Linked DNA regions of Homo sapiens: region 2 is linked to region 1. A link is an interaction called in ENCODE POLR2A ChIA-PET data of the cell type or tissue named here. Cell type or tissue: OCI-LY7. All regions are shown on one strand. Each heading gives the region's core, and the rest is flanking DNA. Links, peaks and the distances in the headings are about the cores only.

Region 1 (2,814 bases), core at 42-2,541:
TAGTTTGAGAAGGATCAGCCAGCTTTTACTAGTCTTCATAGAATTCTTTGAAACTCTCTTCATATTCAAAACAAGTCCATATAACATGTGAATGTGATTTAATGTTTAGTGACTACGGAGATGATTAAGGTTAGCAGTTGTGATTGTATAATAGTGTGTGCAAGATATGAGATTGAGAATATTTTATATTAAATATCTACATGTTTATTTGTATTTGTGTTCATTTGCCCCCTTGTCCAAAAGTGAAGGGCAGGATATGTTCAGACAATAGATGGTCAAAGTTTTGCTGTACCTTCATTTCTGGATAGATTAGAAGCAGTCTAATATTGTAGTTAAAACTGATTAGATGTATAAAAATCCTATGATACAGGTTTTGAAAAGATAAAACCTTTTAAGTAGCCATTGCAAATCCTCTTACAGTCTGTTGTAGTTGTAGAAATGTTCTTTATTCCAAAGGATACCAGTTTCTTGAAGCAGTAGTTGCTATGGAGTGGTGGTCCTCTCATCTCTAACTATTGTTGAGCCCCAGGATTTGATGAGCAAAAACTTGGTGTCACCTTAGGTAGTAAATGCAACTTACTGTGAAAATGCTTCAGTCTACCTACATTAACAGATTCAAATTAAGAAGTACTGTCTTGATTGTAGATGTTTTTATATGGGCTTGGGCTTGTAAGTGATCCTCTTGAATGGCACCATTTTACCTTCTACAATTGTTTGATTCCTATCTAATTTTATAACTTTATTTGGATTTTAAGTAATGGATAAGCTGCGCTTTACTATGCAGAATTTGATAGCTTATTTTGGTGTTTGTCTCAGGGGACACCCTCTGCACCAGCAGCTGCAACCCTGTCTACAGTAACATCTGGGGATCTAGATTTATTCACTGAGCAAACTACAAAATCAGAAGAAGTGGCAAAGAAACAACTTTCCAAAGACTCCATCTTATCTCTGTATGGCACAGGAACCATTCAACAGCAAAGTACTCCTGGTAATGAATTTTGATATCTGCTTTCAGTGACATTACTAGAAGTACATCCTTTGTAATTATATAATAAGATCAATTATATATCTTTTATTGTTCCATGTAGTGAGTGCTTTTGTTGTTGCAGTTTATACAACTATGAAGCCGAAATGAATGAGCATTAGAATTAAAAAATTAAGAGGCATGTACAGGATTCACAGAACTTTATTTGGAATTAACAAGCTGTTCATAGATCACTAAATGTTGTTTCACAAGCTTATAGAACATGGATTATCTTTGATGAATTATTGAAACGATTTGCATGAAGTTTATGACTGCGTACAGTGTATTTTCTCTGCAGGTAAACAGTCTTGAGTTACCACATGGATTAAAAAAAATCTATGAATTTTTTTGTAATCATAACAAAATATTAGCATAAGCCTTATTGTTTACAGAGTTTTAATCTTTCACACCATTTCCTTTAAAATAATGAGCTGCATTTCACATGTGAGCTAAAATTGTTGGGCAGCCCACTACACCTATTGAAGCGAGATATAGTCAGCTCTCACTTCCCTGTTTCGTACTGGGGGACCAGTGGTACAAATCAGCAATAAAACAGTGTATGATGTCATGCTACATAGTTTGGTCTTCACAGTGGAAGATATTTTGTGTGGCTGTTGCATATGATTTACATTTCTTAATTAAATTTACTCAGGTTAATAACTGATTTGTCTGCATCCTAGAAACAACCAGCTCTCAGGGTTTAGGTGTGGGTTGGTCTGAGTAGTAGGAGCAGCCAAACTGGAATTAAAATGTTTGCTGTGAGTAGTTCAGAAAGGCAATTTTTCTGTGATTATAGAGATGAGTGCAACTACACGTGATAGCTCTGTCTTCATTCATTTTCTTTTTGTGGTGCAGGTGTATTTATGGGACCCACAAATATACCATTTACCTCACAAGCACCAGCTGCATTTCAGGGCTTTCCATCGATGGGCGTGCCTGTGCCTGCAGCTCCTGGCCTTATAGGAAATGTGATGGGACAGAGTCCAAGCATGATGGTGGGCATGCCCATGCCCAATGGGTTTATGGGAAATGCACAAACTGGTGTGATGCCACTTCCTCAGAACGTTGTTGGCCCCCAAGGAGGAATGGTGGGACAAATGGGTGCACCCCAGAGTAAGTTTGGCCTGCCGCAAGCTCAGCAGCCCCAGTGGAGCCTCTCACAGGTAGGGGTCATTTACTTTCTAGCTTCTCCCAAATCAAACCAGATTTATTTTCTAAATCTTTTTTTTTTTTTTTTTTTTTTTTTTTTAAGTCTAGTGATCTGGCAGAAAGAATTCAATAGGGATAATATGTTATAGGGTCAAAAGTATCTATAAATATTATGAAGTTGTATCAGATAGACAAATGATGTGTTATTATCGCTATTTTAGAGTATTCTGTAAAAAAAAGGTTAAACATCTTTCATTTCAAATTGTAATGTAACTGTAACGTGAACACCACTAATGGCCAGAAATTATCTCAGGCATCATGAGACTCCCTCTCTGTCACCTCTGAGATTAGCACTAAGCTTTATCCAGCTTGCTGGTGGGACATTTTTACAGTCCACTTAGACAACTTAGCTTCACTAATAATTTTAGGATCTTTTATTAGAAAATAAAAATCTAGCCTCATATTCTCAAAGCACTATTTTATGAGGGATCTAAGGCTATTTTTCAGGTCGGATGATTACTGCCCCATGGCTCTGTAAAAATTCTTTTTGTTGAGAAACCTTTGTAAAGTTGTATTTTCTTTTTACATACCCTATAATGACTTTTATGTTTAAAAAGAGTACAAAAAGATTCAATTCCCAT
Region 2 (2,814 bases), core at 120-2,619, 130 kb before region 1:
TGCCTTGATTACTCTTTCCCCAGATAGCTGCATGGTTTGTTCCCCTAACTCCTTCAGATCACTGGTCAAATAGAACTTCCCTGACCAAATGATGACTACCTTTCCCTCCCCCTTTCTCACCTGTACTCCCTATCCATTTTCTCCATAAAATTCACCACACTGATACACTATTACTTTCACATGTTTGCTTATTGTATACTGCCTTCCATAGGAGTATAAGTTCCATGATGGCTGGAGTTTATCTGTTTAGTTTACTACTATATCCCCAGAGCCCTTAACAGTGTGTTGATGTAGTAGACTCTTGGTAAATCTTTGTGAGGTGAATGCATGTGCTGCTATTCTGAGTTTGAATGTGACAGATTATTTTTTTCCTAAAAAAATAGCAATTCCGAGGGAATTATTTAAATACTACAACTTAGGTGCTGTCTTTCTGAGTAGGGGAGCTTTAAAATAACTTATTTTAGAACTTTTCTTTCAAAGGTTTTATTTTCTATTATGTTATTGGTTTGCTTGGTTCTACACAATTTTCTTACCAAGTATATTGAAAAAAAAAGATTGCAATGAGTTAAATATCAATTCTTTTGTTTTTTAATAAAATGAAAATGTTTTCTTATTATTTAATGTCAGTCTTGTTTCAGACAAATTTTAGAAGAATTAACTATGTCCATTTTTATGGGTAATGTTTGTACTTGCTGGGGTATTTAAGGTTTTTTTTTTGTTGTTGTTGTTGTTTTTTTGTTTTTTTTCTTTTTTTAAGATAGGAAATGTTCCTTTTTTTTTGAAATGGAATTTCAATCATGTCACCCAGGCTGGAGTGCAGTGTTGTGATCTTGGCTCACTGCAACCTTTGCCTCCTGGGTTCAAGCAATTCTCCTGCCTCAGCCTCCCAAGTAGCTGGGACTACAGACGCCTGCCACATGCTCAGCTAATTTTTGTATTTTTAGTAGAGAAGGGGTTTCATCATGTTGGCCAGGCTGGTCTTGAACTCCTGACCTCAGGTGATCCGCCTGCCTCGGCCTCCCAGAGTGCTGGGATTACAGGCGTGAGCCACTGCACCCGGTCAAGATAGGAAATGTTCTGTGAACTTATTTTTTTGAGTGATCACAATCACTTGCCTTCCATTAATGCTTCATTTTAGGAAATGATTAATTAAATAGTATGTGGAAACTTTCTTCTAATCAGCAATAGTATGTGGAAACTTTCTTCTAAACTCTTTTGAAGTTTATAAAGGTTTTGCAGGAAGTCTAGTTGTAAAATGTTATACCTACATGTCATCTTTTAGCATTGCCGAGGCTTCTTTACAGGAAAACATGAACGTGACACAGATAACCACAGGTGACTAGGTCATAGCAAAATATGTTAGTAGCTTTAAGATTACTTAAAAAGGAATATTTTAAAGAACTTTTTTCTTAATAAAATATTATATAATGAAATATGTTTAATATTAAGAAACTCCCAAACATTCTATTGAGTGTATTTGCTAGGAGAAACCTTTTGGAAATGTAAAATAACTTTTGTCCAAATACTATTTATGAAACTTCTATTTAAACTTTTGGGTTGAAATGTGAAATCTTTTAAATATGGTAGTGTCTGAGTCAGTGGCTTCTTAGCTGGCATTTCTGTGTATTTGCTCAGACTCCATATCCTAAATTAACCAGTGTTTTTTTTTTTTTTTTTTTTTTTTTTTTTTTTTTTTTTTTTGAGACGGAGTCTCGCTCTGTCGCCCAGGCTGGAGTGCAGTGGCGTGATCTCGGCTCACTGCAAGCTCTGCCTCCCGGGTTCACATTATTCTCCTGCCTCAGTCTCCCGAGTAGCTGGGACTACAGGCGCCTGCTACCACACCCGGCTAATTTTTTGTATTTTTAGTAGAGACGGGGTTTCACCGTGTTAACCAGGATGGTCTTGATCTCCTGACCTCGTGATCTACCCGCCTCGGCCTCCCTAAGTGCTGGGATTACAGGCGTGAGGGAAAACTTGTTTTTATGGCTTGTTTCCTGGTTTTCCTGGTAGTTCACAAACATACCCGACCCATAGTATAGCTGACCATGAGCAGTGAAGGGCTAGTCAGTGCTCTTGCGTAAAGAACAAAGGGCCTGTGGTATGGAAAGAGAAGGGTTTGTTCCTTGTTTCCTGCCTGATCCTGGATAATATTTTGACATATGTAGTTTCTCTTTGAGATCTTTGAGTTTGGTGTGTGTCTCTTTCCCTGGGCATCCACTACTATGATGCTGCCTCAAGAATTAACGTTTACATCTCAGTTGATTTTGCCCTCCTCTTCTGTTCCTCCTTGGGCAAAATTCTCTACCCTTTGCAGTTTCCCTCTCCAACAAATAAAACCAAACCAAATCCAATTCTTACTTCTTTTTATCTTGGGTATTATGAGGAAAGAAATAAAGCAAACTTATAATAATTTTAGAAGGATTGATAGTTCTGGAGAGATGAATAGATAATTTGCATCTCTAAACCTATATCATTAGCCTCAACGGAAGTGACTTAGCATTTCGAAAAGCTGACAAAGTAGAGTAAAATCCCCCAGCCAGTATAAGGGAATTTCGTTTGGAATGATGGAATTACCATAGTAGGAGACACAGTATTCACAGTTGCATTTGGAGATTTGCCTCTGTCATGGTCTCAGCTGGCTCTCCATTTTTTCTTTATGTTTTGAGCCTAAATTTCTCAATCTTTAAAATGGAGTGGTAATATTACCTACTTTGCATATTTGTTAGGATTAAACCAGACAGTATATTTGGAAATATGATGAATAATGTCTTACTTATTTAGTAAGATGGTAGTTTCCTCTAAAAATGCTCCCTT

The links. Peaks named below come from ENCODE experiments on the same cell type or tissue, not always from the same donor. Only the 100,000 strongest peaks of a DNase experiment are listed, where the experiment ranks them.
Region 2: POLR2A ChIA-PET joins it to region 1 with 6 read pairs; 3 of 35 experiments call an interaction of 5 or more read pairs at or near these places.

What each region holds. Positions count from the first base shown.
Region 1 is chr6:70,856,043-70,858,856 of GRCh38, forward strand. SMAP1 (small ArfGAP 1) reads left to right here. Exons shown (of 11, transcript NM_001044305.3): 9 at 817-988; 10 at 1,880-2,187. It overlaps B3GAT2 (beta-1,3-glucuronyltransferase 2), which reads right to left. Exons shown (of 4, transcript NM_080742.3): 4 at 637-2,814. Among named protein-coding and RNA genes, the nearest start is that of B3GAT2, 100 kb to the right of the region's middle. RefSeq lists a silencer at 1,461-1,610. In OCI-LY7, for the core only: no CTCF peak of the experiment used is centred there; DNase peaks (open chromatin) are centred at 1,529 and 1,909; H3K4me3 peaks cover 1,023 bases; H3K27ac peaks cover 1,652 bases.
Region 2 is chr6:70,723,434-70,726,247 of GRCh38, forward strand. The region is part of intron 1 of SMAP1 (small ArfGAP 1); the gene reads left to right. Among named protein-coding and RNA genes, the nearest start is that of SMAP1, 57 kb to the left of the region's middle. In OCI-LY7, for the core only: no CTCF peak of the experiment used is centred there; no DNase peak of the experiment used is centred there.